Linked DNA regions of Homo sapiens: region 2 is linked to region 1. The links are chromatin contacts, found by Hi-C or POLR2A ChIA-PET in ENCODE. All regions are on one chromosome and are shown on one strand. Each heading gives the region's core, a stretch centred on a gene start or an enhancer-like site at or near the end of the contact. The rest is flanking DNA. Distances are from core to core; before and after follow the strand shown. Region 1 overlaps SNX1 (sorting nexin 1). Region 2 overlaps CSNK1G1 (casein kinase 1 gamma 1).

What was found. A loop is a pair of places that touch in the nucleus more often than their neighbours do. ChIA-PET counts read pairs that join two places held with the same protein, here RNA polymerase II (POLR2A). Pooled maps may share reads with other maps.
Region 2: a loop to region 1 is called in a pooled map, with 4 times the contacts of the local background. The contact joins two enhancer-like sites. A Hi-C loop is called at or near these places in 1 of 37 single-sample maps with no recorded cell type and 2 of 50 pooled maps. POLR2A ChIA-PET finds 5 or more read pairs at or near these places in 5 of 52 experiments (H1, HepG2, MCF 10A and 2 more).

Annotation. Positions count from the first base shown.
Region 1 is chr15:64,140,919-64,148,578 of GRCh38, forward strand. SNX1 (sorting nexin 1) reads left to right here. Exons shown (of 15, transcript NM_003099.5): 15 at 1-3,313. Among named protein-coding and RNA genes, the nearest start is that of SNX22, 7.0 kb to the right of the region's middle. RefSeq lists enhancers at 3,460-3,769, 3,790-3,879, 4,745-5,261. Within about 2 kb of position 3,818, at least 4 of the 41 ENCODE cell types and tissues checked have a DNase peak (open chromatin) inside an H3K27ac peak, as active enhancers do.
Region 2 is chr15:64,242,553-64,250,212 of GRCh38, forward strand. All of the region lies in intron 4 of CSNK1G1 (casein kinase 1 gamma 1), which reads right to left. Among named protein-coding and RNA genes, the nearest start is that of PPIB, 83 kb to the left of the region's middle. RefSeq lists enhancers at 3,427-3,927, 3,928-4,428, 4,549-4,608, 5,498-5,792. Within about 2 kb of position 4,364, at least 6 of the 41 ENCODE cell types and tissues checked have a DNase peak (open chromatin) inside an H3K27ac peak, as active enhancers do.

The sequences.
Region 1 (7,660 bases), core at 2,568-5,067:
CAAATGTGCTGCTTGTTACTGGAATGTCATTGCCTCTAGGCTCTCACCATACAGTGCAAAGAGATGATAGATAGATAGATAGATAGATAGATAGATAGATAGATAGATGATAGATATAGATAGATAGATAGATTGATTGATTTGTAGAAACAAGATAGGTTAGAGATACCTGACATAAATAGATACTAAAAATCATGAATTCACACTGATGCTTTGAGACCAGCCCTGTAGGTTTATTCCAGTCTGCCCCCTTTTCCATGTTGTTAACTCTTTCCTCCAGAGAGACAAAGATTTCAGGTTGCTTTGTTAAGTTCCATCTAATGATCATTCTGACGTAAGTCTGTTTTTCTTATTTCCTTGGAATGATGTCTCCTCTGGTTTCAGAACTTCCTCCTCTGCTTCCTGTATCCTGAGGCTGGCGGGGCCAGTTGTCTTTAGGGCTTGTGCATTTTTGTAAAGAGCTTGCACGTGTGGAAATCAAGTAGGCCAGTAGTGGGTTAGGGGTACTGAGCCAGAAGCCTCTACAAGGAATAACAGGAGCACAAAGGAAGAAGGTGGTATTCCAGCTGGGGACCCAGGAGGGAGGACTTTGTGGAGAACCTGATGCTTGAACTGAGTCTAAAAGGTGTAAAAGTGTTTGTTGCTTCTGCCTCCCTGTCTGTCTGGCAGGGTGAGGTAGGCGCATCTAGGGAAATGTCAAGTGGCTTGGTGTAGGGTAAAGTCAGTGAGGCCCATGGAGAAAAACGAGCAGGAGCCACATCACATGGGTGTCTGATAGGACCTGGGAGGCGCTTTCCACATTACCATTGTCGCTTCGTGATCTGGACACACCAGAAGGCGTGAGACTGGAGGCAGGAAGAGCAGCCAGGCTTATCCCTACCCTCAGGAGAGCTGAAAAGGGCAGGTATGGTGGGGCCAGAGCTCAGGAGAGTTTCGGAACCACTGAGATCGGTCCTTGATTTGATGAGAGGCTTGAGGGGAGAGGGAGGTAGCTAGGATGCCCCGCAAGCTTCTGGCCCAGACACTGGGCAGACAATGAAACCCTTTGTAACACATGAGGCAATAGGTTTGGGGCAGATGGGAGGGGAAGCAGTGGTGGGGGCAGTGAGTGCTGAAGGTGTTTTAAGAAGCGGCTCTGGGCCAGGCACAGTGGCTTATGCCTGTATTCCTAGCATTTTGGGAGGCCGAGGTGGGAGAATCACTTGAGCCCAAGAATTTGAGACCAGCCTGGGGAATATAGTGAGACCCTGTCCCTACAAAAATAAAAACAACTAGCTGGGTGTGTGGTGGTGCATGCCTGTAGGCCCAGCTACGCGGGAACATCACCTGAGCCCAGGAGGTTGAGGTTGCAGTGAGCTACAGTTGCGCCACTGCACTCCAGCCTAGGTGACAGAGCAAGATCTTGTCTCAAAAAAAAAAGCAGCTCTGGATGGGAAGGGAGGCCAGTTGCTTTAAGTAGGGGAGATAGAGTTAAAGGAGGCTTTGTTTTATTTAAAGGTGGGACAAACTTAAGCATGTTAATAAAATTCAGAGAAGAGAAAGAGAATGACTATCAGAGCCATGTTTGGAAGAAAATGGGGTCCAGAGCACAGGAAGGGGACCTGTGTTCAGAGGGTGCCTCACTGCTGAGGCCACAGGAAAGAATCTGTAGGTGGAGGGGAGGCCGAAGAGGGGAAGTTTCATGCTTGATAATTAAAATTTTCTGAGATAGGAATGTCATATTTACCTATTTAAGCCAAGTTTTTTTAGATAAAAGGTATGGAACCTGCTTTCCCCTTGGCTAGTTCAGCGTTTGGGCTCCGGAGTGCTGAAGATGAGGACTGGACTTCGAGCTGGTGTGATCCCAGTATTCAGTGTCAGTACTCAGTGACAAAATAAATGAGAGAAACGGGAATAAGAATTGTCGCCTACACAAAAATACCAGCAACTGTTAACTCTTCCCAGAAGATTTTCATTCTGAATGCTCCTGTAGCTAGGAACCCTAAAAAGTCTTTGAAGCAACTCAAGTTTTAAAAAAGGGGAGGAACTCCTGGAAATCTCAGGATGGGGCCAAGATGTGGCTGGAGAGTGTGTGGTGATGGAGGGCGTGTCTTTTGCCGAGCACACTCAGGGCCCACGGGAAGCCCATAGACTTCAAGGACATCAAGCCCCAAGGTGGTGGGATTTTCCCCACCAGTACTTGGCAGCCTAGGGGGAAGGGGAGGGCGGGAGAAGATAATGGGGATCCCTGGCTCCAAACATAGGAGGACACATCTGTGCTACAGTGCGCACATGCCTGGATGTACACTCTGTCTTTGGAGACACTGGCTAAGATTCTCTGCTCCATGTTTGGACAGGGTCGTGCCTGATCTGAGATAAATGGACAAGAACAACTGAAGCCTGTCTTCTGGTGCATGTGTCACCTGCCGATAACTGCATCTTGTGATAAAGTTGGGTGATTTACAGTCTCCACCAAATGCTAAACTCTGGGGTCTTACGCCTTTATAACTCCATGGGCCCCAGCAAAGGTTCAGGCTCAAAACAGGTGTCAAATAGATAACTGTTGAATGATTGTTCCCCAGTTGCAGGCTCTGCCACCTGGCGTTCATACTGTCTGTGAAAGGACCCAGCTCACCTTTCCCTCTTTATCTCCCAGTCCTTCCCAACAGCGCCGACACCTCATGGAAACTGATTGCAAATGTGCTACTTCTCACTTCTGTGTGGCCCGAGGAGGCTGGGTTAATGCTGGGCTTGGTACCTTAAGCACCCTTTCTCCCTTCCCCATCTTCATTCTCAGAATTACACCTGTCTGAAGCAGGCATTTTCCAATGCCCTAGATGGGAATATAAGTGTAAGGAGATGTGAAGCATTTGCCTGTGTGTCAGAACATTCACTGAGGATCCTCATAGGCACTTCTAGAAACCAAATCCTTGAAGATGACTAACCAGAAATGCCCGTCATAGCACTGTTTACAGTTGCAAAAACTGAAGCCAATTGAAATGTCCATCAGGAGGGGATTAAATGAATTATGGTACAGTTACACCGTTGAATATTTTACAGCCATTGAAGATGATATATAGCTATATTCATTGACAAGGAAAACTCATATTTTTTAGTGAAAAAAGCAGGTTATAGAATTGCATGATATTCACATTTATATAAAACTTTATATATGGGAAGGATGTTGATTGAATTGTTAATAACTATGGTCACCTCTAGAGATGGAAGTTTGCATTACCTTTAATTTTTAATACCATTTTGTATTGCTTAAAATTTGTATGTATTATCGTTAAAATAAGAAAAATCAAATAAAGCTATTTTCATTATGGGAAAACAATCCAGTGCATCCTTTGAGGCCCGCATCACATATCTGTTCTTTGGGCAGCTTCCCCTGATCCGCCCTCTGCCCTACCCCGGACTGGAGTTGGGCCCTGCGTCTGTCGTCCTCTTCAGCCTCTGGTCTTCCTCTCCTGTGTGGTGTCAGCTCTGAGGCGGTCTCTGTAGCCTCCTGAGCTCTGGACTCCCTGGGGTCCTGGGCTGCACTGTCTCTGCTCATCCTGGTGTCCTCCACCACCTGCACAGGAGCCTCCGGGGCAGTGGCTGCTCCTCGGCTCAAGATCATTGCCATACAAGCCTGTGGGTCACTGAGGCCAGATCTGGGGATTTTTCAAGAGATCCGGAAATCTGGCCTAATTTGAGGTTTAATAGGCCTCACCGTGGTTGGTAAGACTGGTGCTCAGTGTGCTGGGGAAGCCTGCAGGCCCCACAAGTCTTGCCCAGACAGGCCTTTCACCCCTTTGGCCCTTGTCTGTTGTGGAAATGCTCCTCTGGCTCTGATGACCAGACCTCGGGGCAGAAAACTTCACCCACCCAAGGCTGCTCAGAGGAAGCCAGCTGCTCGCCTTCCACAGGATGCTCTTTGTCTGGGTCCAGAAAAGAAACAGAAAAACCCTGTCCAATCCGAGACAGGACCTTTCCATAAAGAGATGTGACTGTTTCCAAATGACTGCCCCTTCGGGGCTTCAGAGCTCGCTGCTTCCTCTTCCATTATGAGCTGCAGTGGCGATAGCCACAGGGGCCCAACACGCAGGTTTCACTGGCAGCCTCTCAAGAAAAATAGACGAGGCTCCTGCGGCCAGGAGCATGTTCCGCAGCAGGGGACAGACTGCCCATGACCGCCCCTTCCCACTCGTGGGCCTAATTATTAACTATAGTAAGAACTGCCTCTGGGCCCTGAGATAGCTCACATCCAGCACTGTCACCCTGCAGGGTGCACTCATGACCCACACTAAGGACAGGTTCAGGGAGCTGAAGCAGCTGGCCCAGGTCACACCCCATAGCTAAGATGAACTCAAGCTCTTAGCATGGCCTCTCTGCCACACCCTATCCCACACACTGTAGACATTTAGACGGGGACAGACAAGAGGAACCTGGAAATCAACCCACTAAGTTTTGTTTTTTTGTTGTTGTTTGTTTGTTTTTTGAGGTGGAGTTTCGCTCTTGTTGCCCAGGCTGGAGTGCAATGGTGCCATCTCAGCTCACCGCATCCTGCGCCTCCCGGGTTCAAGCGATTCTCCTGACTCAGCCTCCCAAGTAGCTGAGATTACAAGCACGTGCCACCATGCCCGGCAAATTTTGTATTTTTAGTAGAGACAGGGTTTCTCTATTTTGGCAGGCTGGTCTCGAACTCCCAACCTCACGTGATCCGTCCGCCTCGGCCTCCCAAAGTGCTGGGATTACAGGCGTGAGCCACCACACCCGGCCCTAAGTTGTTTTCTTAAAGACCTGAAGGCATCCACACAGTAGGCCTGTTAAGGACAAGTCCCATTTGGATACCCACCTGACCTGGTAAGCATTGGAGCTTCTCTGACCCCTGCAAGACATTCTTTCCCCAGATGGGCAGGGGTTGCCCAGTGGAGTAGTAGCAGAGGCTGGAAGACAGAAGCATCTTTGGTGAGTAGCTGGGGACCTTAATGGCAGACATGAAAAACTCCACTTGCTGAGAAGCCACCGCCAGCACCCTGGGGACAGCTAGCATATGAGGCAGGGCCACCTCCCTTCCAGACCTCGAGGCCTGGAGCTCCTGCCCATCCTGGCTTCTGCCTGTTGCCCCAGTTCTTGGTCCCTCAGCTCTCTTCACAGTGAACCCCTGTTACTTGAGGGACCCAAGTGTGTCTTTGTTTCTTGAACCCCAGTGCTTGGCACACCAGAGGGGCCACTTGGTTGATTGGCTGACATGGCTCTGAAAGGCACTGGGAGTTGCTGTATCACCACACGCAGCCTGGAGAGCTGTGCCGTCAAAGTGGTGGGGTGGCCTCTGCCAGCTCTCCCTGTGCCAGACCTGAGTCGTGTTGTCTGAAGCAGCTGAGCTGCCGCTGTCCTATCTGGGCAGGGGACAGGAGACTCCTAGAAGTGACATTGCTGGCTGGAGCCCCGGGTTTGGGGCCTGCCTGTCCTGGACCAATTTTTGCTCTAAGGACTTGGGCAGGACATGCTTGTCAGAGGTGCGTTCTAACAGCTGCTTCCAGTACCCACCACTCCCTCACGCCTGGCTTCCCCCGGTTGACAGAAGTGAAGAGTTTGGACCAACTCAGTAACAACGCTTTTTAGTAGCACTCTTTTTAAAAGACACGTTACACCAAAATCTAATAAACATAAAAATGATGTTTTTAAATGTTATATTTATTATTTCCGTTTATAAAATGTACTTATTAACAAGGTAATCAGTAGGAACTCTGTGAACAGTAGGAGGCTGTTTTGATGAACAGCATAGTTGGTGATTTATATCAACCTCTGCTTCCAATTTATTTCTTTACTATTTTTGGTTGCACAATATGGAGGAAATCAGAAAAATCCTTATTGCAGTGTTAGTAGTTGAAATTGTTAATTTTTTTTAAGCTAACCTTGCAGTCTCAGGGTACGGAAGAAATAGAATCTGCTTTTGTTGTCAATGAGTCAGTATCCATCAGGATGAACCATGTCATTGGTAAGACCTTGCCGTTTTTTGCCTACGAAAACGGCAAATTCACATAATTCAGTCAATAATAGCTAACATCTCTCTGCTGTGTGCTGGGCCCCATGCCAAACACTGTGGAAGCTGCAGTCATTTAATCCACACACCACTCTCTGTTGTGTGAGGACCCTGAGATAAGGACAGATAAGGACCCTGAGCCTCAGGGGGGTTGTCCAAGGTGATGCCGGTGACCAGAGCTGGGCTGGGGTGGCGCAGGCAAGGTTCACCATGGCTCAGACAGCCCCCAGTGGCTGGGCCCCTCCTGGCCAGTCCACCCCTCCGCTGCCGCCCGCCCAGCCCGGGCCCAGAAAAGAATCCAGCCTCTGTGCCCCGTGGCGCCCACAAGCTCGTGGCCCAGGGGCTGTTTGTTTTCTTAACGAGGTTGACCAAACCTCCTGAGCAGCCTTTGTGGCGCAGCAGAAGCCTTGCCGGTGAAAGGGGGCTTTGTGTGACTGCAATGGAAGCCAGGGCCTGAGCTAAGGCAGGGTCTGTGGGCCAGCCTACCCGTGCGCAGGAATGGGGCGAGTCGGGGTACATCTTCACTCCCCAGCCCTTCCTGCCCTCTGCTCCTTGGTTCTATTTCCAAGTGGCAAACTGCCGGCTCTATGCCTGCATAGAGGAGCGAGTGGAGCCAGGCCCCCGGCGGGGCTGCTGCGGTAATCAGGAGACCGGTGCTTGCTTAGTGTGATCTCCAACCAGGAGCTTCAGGACCACCAGGGAGCTTGTTGAAGATGACCGCTTCAGGCTCCACCCCAGCCCAGCAATTAGAAAATCCAGGGCCAGGGCGGCCGGGCATGGTGGCTCACGCCTGTAATCCCAGCACTTTGGGAGGCCGAGGCGGGCGGATCACGAGGTCAGGAGATCGAGACCATCCTGGCTAACACGGTGAAACCCCGCCTCTACTAAAAATACAAAAAATTAGCCGGGCGTGGTGGAGGGCACCTGTAGTCCCAGCTACTCGGGAGGCTGAGGCAGGAGAATGGCGTGAACCCGGGAGGCGGAGCTTGCAGTGAGCCGAGATCACGCCACTGCACTCCAGCCTGGGCGACAGAGCCAGACTCCGTCTCAAAAAAAAAAAGAAAATCCAGGGCCAGGGCACTCAAATGTGAGATTTCACAGCCCTACAGGTGGTGGTGATGATTGCTAAAGTCTGAGAACTACTATAATCTAGTATTGAAATACAATCCATGTGCTAGATCGTGGTGGAGAAAAGACAAAAGCTTGTATCATAAAACAGCTCATTCTAAAAACAAGTTACTTTGAGGTCTGCACACCCATCATATAGAGTCTGGAACGTGGTGTTCATATGCTGAGCTGGCCAGCACTGAAGGCGTACAGAAAGCAAACTTTCTTTGATTGTAATAACTGCTATGGTATTTACATCATGTCATGCGTTCCTCTTTATAGGAAAATACTTGGCCGGGCACTGTGGCTCACACCTATAATCCCAGCAGTTTGGGAGGCCGAGGCAGGAGGATCAGTTGAGCCCAGGAGCTGGAGACCAGCTTGGGCAGCATAGTGAGACCCTGTCTCTATGAAACAAAACAAAACAAAAATTAGCCGGGCTTAATAATGCATACCTGTAGTCTCAGCTACTTGGGAGGCTGAGCGCTTGAGTCTGGCATGTCAAGGCTGTAGTGAGCCATGATTGTGCCACTGCACTCCAGT
Region 2 (7,660 bases), core at 3,114-5,613, 100 kb after region 1:
GCCAATTAAACCTCTTTTCTTTATAATTTATACAGTCTCAGGTATTTCCTCATAGCAATGCAAGAATGGCCTAATACGGCTTCACTACTGAATTCAACCAGATTTATATCAATAACTAATATAAATTCTTCTAAAACATTAGAAAAGTGAAGAGGAGAAAATTCTTCCAAACTCATTCTGAGTCCAGGATTACCCTGATGCCAAAACCAGACCAGGACACAACAACAAAAGAAAACTACATAGCAATATTCCTCATGAACATAGATGCAAAAATTCTTAACAAAATACTAGCAAACCAAATCCAACAATGTATAAAAAAGATAATTCACCATGATCAAGTGGGATTTATTCCAGGGATGCAAGAATGATTCAACATACATAAATTAATATATGAGATATATCTCATGAATAGAATGGACAAAACCGTATGATCATCTCAATAGACACAGAAAAGGCATTTGATAAAATTCAACATCCCTTCATGATTAAAAAAAAATCCTCGGCTGGGCGCGGTGGCTCTCGCCTGTAATCCAAGCACTTTGGGAGGCTTTGAGGAGGGCGGATCATGAGGTCAAGAGATCGAGACTATCCTGGCCAACATGGTGATACCCTGTCTCTACTAAAAATACAAAAATTAGCTAGGTGTGGTGGCGTGAACCTGTAATCCCAGCTACTCGGAAGGCTGAGGCAGGAGAATCGCTTGAACCAGGGAGGCAGAGGTTGCAGTGAGCCAAGATTGCGCCACTGCACTCTAGCTTGGGAGACAGAGCGAGACTCCATCTCAAAGAAAAACAAAACAAAACAAAACAAAAAAAACCCTCAACAAACTAGGTACAGAAGGAACATACCTCAATGTAACAAAGGTCATATAGGACAAATACAGCTAACATCATTTTAAACAGGGAAAAGCTGAATTTCTCCTCAAAAAATTGGAACAAGACAGGATGCCGTCTCTCACCACTCTAATTCAACATAGTACTAGAAGTACTATCCAGAGCAAACAGGCAAGAAAAAGACATAAAGGGCATCCAAATTGAAAAGGAGGAAGTCGAATTGTCCCTATATGCAAGTGACATGATTGTATATGTGGAAAATCCTAAAACTGCCACCAAAAAAATTCTCAAAATGAATTTAAAAATGTAGTCAAGTTGCAAGATACAAAAGCAACATGCAAAAATTACTAGCCATGTGCCTGTAGTCCCATCTACTCAGGAGGCTGAGGCAGGAGGATCACTTGAGCCTGAGAAGTGGAGGTTGCAGTGAGCCGAGATCACACCACTGCACTCCAGCCTGGGTGACTGAGTGAGAACCTGTTTCAAAAAAATAAATAAACAGGCCGGGCATGGTGGCTCACACCTGCAATCCCAGCACTTTGGGAGGCCTAGGCAGGTGGATCACCTGAGGTCAGGACTTCGAGAACAGCCTGGCCAACATGGTGAAACCCCGTCTCTACTAAAAATACAAAAACTAGCTGGGTGTGGTGGTGGGCACCTGTAATCCCAGCTACTTGGGAGGCTGAGGCAGGAGAATTGCTTGAATCTGGGAGGCAGAGGTTGCAGTGAGCCGAGATCACGCCACTGCACTCCAGCCTGGGCGACAGAGCGAGACTCTGTCTCAAAAAATAAAAATAAAATAAGAAATAAATAAATTAGTAGCATCTCTACATCCCAATAACAAACTAGTGGAAAAAAATCAAGAAAGTAATTCCATTTACAATAGCTACAAAAAAAATACCTAGGAATAAATTCAACCAAGGATATGAAAGAGCTCTACAAGGGAAACTGTAAAACACTGGTGAAGGAAACTGAAAAATTAAAAAAAAAAAAAAAAAAGAGTGTGGGCCGGGGGGAGACATCCCTTGTTCATAGATTGGAAGAATATTGTAAAAATATTAATAATACCAAAAGCAATCTATAGCTTCAACACAATCCATATCAAAATACCTAAGACATTCTTCACAGAAATAGAAAAAACAATCCTAAAATTCTTATGAAATCACAGAAGACTCTGAATAGCCAAAGCAATCCTGAGCAAAAAGAACAAAGCAAGGCCAGGCATAATGGCTCACACCTGTAATCCCAGCACTTTGGGAGGCTGAGGCAGGTGGATCACTGGAGTCCAGGAGTTTGATGCCTGCCTGTGTAACATGGCAAAACCCCACCTCTACAAAAAATTAGCAGGGCGTGGTGAGGGAGGCTGAGGCTGTAGTGAGCCGTGATCACATCACTGCACTACAGCCTGGGTAACAGAGTAAGACCCTGTATCAAGGCGGGGAAAAAAAAACAACACAGCTGGAGGCATCACCCACTAATCACGCACTACCTGATGTCAAAATATACTACAAAGCTACAGTAACCAAACAGCATGTTACTGGCATAAACAGACAAAGAGACCAAGGGAAGAGAGGAGAGAACCCAGAAATAAACCCACATATTTGGAACCAGCTAATTTTCAACAAAGGTGCCAAGAACATTCAGTAGGGAAAGGATGGTCTGTTTAGAGAAATGAAACTAGACCCCTATCTCTAACTATACAAAAAAAAACAAATCAAAATGGATTAAAGACTTAGATGTAAGACCTGAAACTATGAAACTACTAGAATAAAACATTGGGGAAATGCTTCATGACATTGGTCTGGGCAAAATCTTTCAGGTAAGACCTCAAAAACACAGGCAACAGAAGCAAAAATAAACAAATGGAATTTCAGCAAGCTAAGAAGCTCCTGCACAGCAAAGGAAACAACTGAGTGAAGAGACAACCAGTAGAATAAGAGAAAATATAATATATGCAAACCATGTATCTAATAAGGGATTAATTAATAGCCAGGATATATATGCAATTCAAACAACTCAATAGCAAAAAATAGTAAAAATAATAATCTGATTTAAAAATGGGCAAATGATCTTCACAGCCATTATCAAAATCAGTTTATCAAAAACATGTGTGTACGTCCATGTTTATTACAGCTCTATTCATAATAGCAAAGATATGCAATTAACCTAAGTGTCCATTAACAGATAAAGGACAAAAAAATGTGGTACATATACACACAAGGAAATACTATTCACCCATAAAAAAGAATGAAATTCACACCTGTAAGCCCAGCTCTCAGAGAGGCGAGGTGGGAGGATAGTTTGAGCCCAGGAGTTTGAGACCTGACTGGGCAGTATAGCGAGACCCCGGTTCTCCACAAAAAGGAAAAAAAAAAAAGACACACACACAAAAAAAGAATGAAATTCTGTCATTTGCAGCAACACAGATGGAACTGGAGGCCTTTATAATAACTGAAATAAGGTAGGCAGGGAAAGACAAATATCACATGTTCTCGCTCATGTGAAAACTTAAAAAGTTGATCTCATATAGAATGATGGTTACCAGAGGCTGGGAATGGTTGGGTGTGGGGAGGATGAAGAGAGCTTGGTTAATGGGTACAAACATACAGTTAGAAGCAATAAATTCTAGTGTTGATAGCACAGCAGAGTGACTATAGTTAACAATAATTTATTGTATATTTCAAAATAGCCAGAAGAGTAGATTTGAAATGTTCCCAACACAAAGAAATGGTAAATGTTTGAGGTAATGAGTAGCTTAACCACCCTGACTTGATAATTACACATAGATATGCATGTATCAAAATATCACATATATCCCATAAATAGGTATATTATGTATCAATTTTAAAAATGAACCGCCTACTAGGTATTTAACAAGTTAACTGGCTTTCTCTGCCCAATGAGATTTTGTTTTGACTACTGCATTTGTGAAGTTTCAACTGGGGTCTTGTTAAGGCTGGACACAGTGGTTCATGCCTGTGATCCCAGCACTTTGGGCAGCCAAGGTGAGAGGATCACCTGGGGCCAAGAGTTCAAGACCAGCCTGGTCAACATAGTGAGACTCCATCCCTACAAAAAACTAAAAATATTAGCCAGCTATGGTGCATTGCGCCTGTAGTCCCAGCTACTTGGGAGGCTGAGGCGGGAGGATGACTAGAGCCAAAGAATTTGAGGCTGCAGCAAGCTACGATTGCACCACTACACTCTAGCCTCAGAATCAGAGCAAGAGTCCGTCTCTTTAAAAAAAAAAAAAAGGGGGGGGGGGAGGAATCTTGTCATTTTTTAATTTGAGGATTAGCTTCTCCTTTATAAGAGAGCCAAATCAGAAGAGTCACTAGATTACAATAGCTGCTGGGAAGCCAGGATATGGGAGCCTAGACTTAGAAATTTCAGGTTATGTCAGAGACCTCCATTTTCCTGTCATTTACTGCAAAGAATCCTATTATCCTGCCGTTTACCTACCCTCTAAACCCTCAATCCTCTTTCATTTGCTCTGGTCCTTGCTGACTCATCCCCTCCCTCCCTTTTTCCTCCCACTTCAGCTGCATGCTTGGTTCTGGCTTATTCATCTTCTAGTCAATTAACGAACATATACCACGCTGTTGTCATGTGGTCAGCTATGGAGTCATTCTCATACTGTCACTCTTCCTAATACGGATCTGTTTCGGCCACAGACTCTTTCATATCTCTGCCCCAAACCTCTCATCCACCAAATCTTGTTCCTGTGTGCTAGAATACAAGCAAAACTGAGAGCTATGCTGGAAAAAAGATTTATGGATTGGAAAATTTTTAAATTGATAATGTATGTATCTTCCTAAGTAAAAGACCCTAAGGAAATACTGAAACCTAAAATCATTCCCATAAAAAGAAAAGAAATTAAAACTTGCCTATGGTGACCATAATACAATTAACATAACATTGATGATTGAAGAAAATAAGAAAAATAGTTATAAGATTTTACAATTTGGTTTCTATAAGAAATGAAAAAATGATAGCTAACAGGAAAATAAAATGCTTATTCTCAGTTTCAAGGTTCTCATGGTCCCCTTTACTTTCTTCCCTGATTATCTTGGAGATATCAATTCTTAAGCATTAAGTCTTGAAAATCTTGGTGGTAAAACTGTAATCAAGAAACAAAGCTTGAAAAGTGTGACCACTCACTAGAAAACAAAGTGGAATGGAAGAGAAAGAGTTAGAGATCACACAAGGAAAAGCAGAGACAATGTGGAAGACCTCCAACCAGAACCACATTCACAATTACCCAGTGCTGTCATTTTTGTTCTATCTCTACATAATTAGAGAATTGGTATGAATTTCTAGATCAGGTCATCAATGTGAAACTGGGGTCCAAAAGGCCAAGGTAATGATTAAGAGTTGGGTACTGAAGAAAATGGTCATAGTCCCAGGACAACAAAAAGTTCCTATTTTAGGAATTTAATGTCTCAAGCTCTGGATATCACAGCAATAGGTATTCTTTAAATTCATAATCAATCATTTTTCCCAAATAATTTCATACATTTATAAGCAATGATTAATTCACTGAACAAACCTAAGTCACAATGGGCTTTTTGTTTAAGTATTCATTGTCAGGAAATCCAAATATTTTATAATTCACTGGACAGTAATGAACAATGACAGACAAAACACTAGTGAGTAAAAACACTAATTATGTTACTGTGGTCTTTGTGTGGCTTTGGCACAAAAGGTTGTTTATTTACAATGCTGCAACATCACCTTGGTAATCAAAAGAGTGGCATATGCGCACTGGCTGCTCAAACATTAACTACCAATGAGTCATACTTGCAGCTGAGAACTTACTCTGAAAAAATAGGGGGAGGAATGCTGTGCCTCTAAGTTAAAAACAAGCTCTGGTGTTCATGCTCACATTTACAAGGACACATGGTGAAATCTTGTCTATTTTCTTGTCAATTGATCTTCTTTCAAAATAAATTTCCTTTTTTTAACCATCACAAGGAATATTTTTATTAATAACATTGGTAAAAATCTAAAAAGGCAAGCTTATTAAATCTTTCTAACTTCTTTCTGCCACTGAACTACTTGCTGACTGCTATGTGACAGAATGACATCACACCAGGCCTTAAGATACGCTTGAGATACAAGGGTAAAGAAGACACAAGGCTTGTTTTCAAGGAGCTTATAATCTTATGGCAGGGAGTGGGGAGAGTGGGACCAATATGCAATTACAATAAAAAAATAGTCAATGCCTAATCATCAATAGGATAATATAATCAGGATTTTAAAAATATCCCAATGTTCTTCCTCATCTGGACTCTGGAAAAAATAAAATAAAAAATATGGCCAGGCACGGCGGCTCACATCTGTAATCCCAGCACTTAGAGAGGGCGAGGCAGGCAGATCACGAGGTCAGGAGATCAAGACCATCCTGGCCAACATGGTGAAACCCCGTCTCTACTAAAAAAATACAAAAAATTGGCCAGGCGTGGTGGCTCACGCCTGTAATCCCAGCACTTTGGGAGGCCGAGGCAGGCGGATCACGAGGTCAGGAGATCGAGACCATCCTGGCTAACATGGTGAAACCCCGTCTCTATTAAAATTACAAAAAAAAACTAGCTGGGCATGGTGGCGGGCGCCTGTAGGCCCAGCTACTCGGGAGGCTGAGGAGGAGAATGGCGTGAACCCGGGAAGCGGAAGTTGCAGTGAGCCGAGATAGTGCCACTGCACTCCAGCCTGGTGACATAGCAAGACTCCATCTAAATTTTAAAAATAATAAATATATAAATAAATGGCAAACTTGGGCCTAATATGAAGAACTTCAAATACACTGGACTTTCCCACATTAAATTAGCCTGAAGAGTGGTGAACTCTATGATTAGAACTAAGTAGTCAAGCCGATTTAGATGACTGTAAGAAAATCCTAAAAGTAATTCTTACACTAGCGGGTAGGGGTAGCAAGGGGATTTGAAACAGAAAACTAAAGCACTTCCTATCTTGGAAAAGTCTGCAGCTACCTTGTTAGTTGCAGGCAAGGGTATTAAGATGATGCCCACCGCAGCTATTTTAGAAGTAGTGGGTGATCTCAAGAAGCAGAAAAGAGGCCAGTAGTCACCACTGAACTGCATATAGGACCTAGAAGGCTTTGTGACCTTTACATGTTTGTTAGAAAAGGTACTGGGAGACAGACCAACGATGGCCAGCCTACCTGACTATGAGTCAACAGTTGGCCTAACCAGTACAACAGAGCCCTCCTATTCCCACTCATGACAATGATGGATATACCAGTCTCAGAGATTCCAGTTTTTCCTTGCTGCTTAAGTGAAAAGCAATTTGTATAGTCACCTTTCCTCTAATGCCCTCCCTGTTTACTCCTCGCTTTCAGTGCACAGAGAATGCTGAAACTTCAAGAGCTTGCAATTTTCTGTATTTGGGAAGAGTACCAACCCAGCAGCACAGATGTTATTCCTACCTAACAAATACATTAGATTTTTTTTGGCTCTATATTGAAAAGGGAAGATTGGTCTGATTTGGTGGATCTATTTGAAAGGGCTTACAGAGGAAATCCTGAAAACTGGCCTGTCCACTTCCCCACTTAAACTTCTAAGCTGGACTGGATTAAGCATGTTGTTACCTGACCCTTGGATTTATGAGACATATACAAACATGCTTATCATAAATGGGCTGTGACAGTCTTTTCCCTAAAACTTATGAAACCTAGAATAACTTAACAACATTATAAAACCAGGAATGTAAGAGGAACAACAATTAAAATGTAGTCCTGGGGCATGTGGGAAGATAAGCCTCAAGTTATGTATACACCCTGTGAACTCAGTTGCCAGTCTTAAATCTTA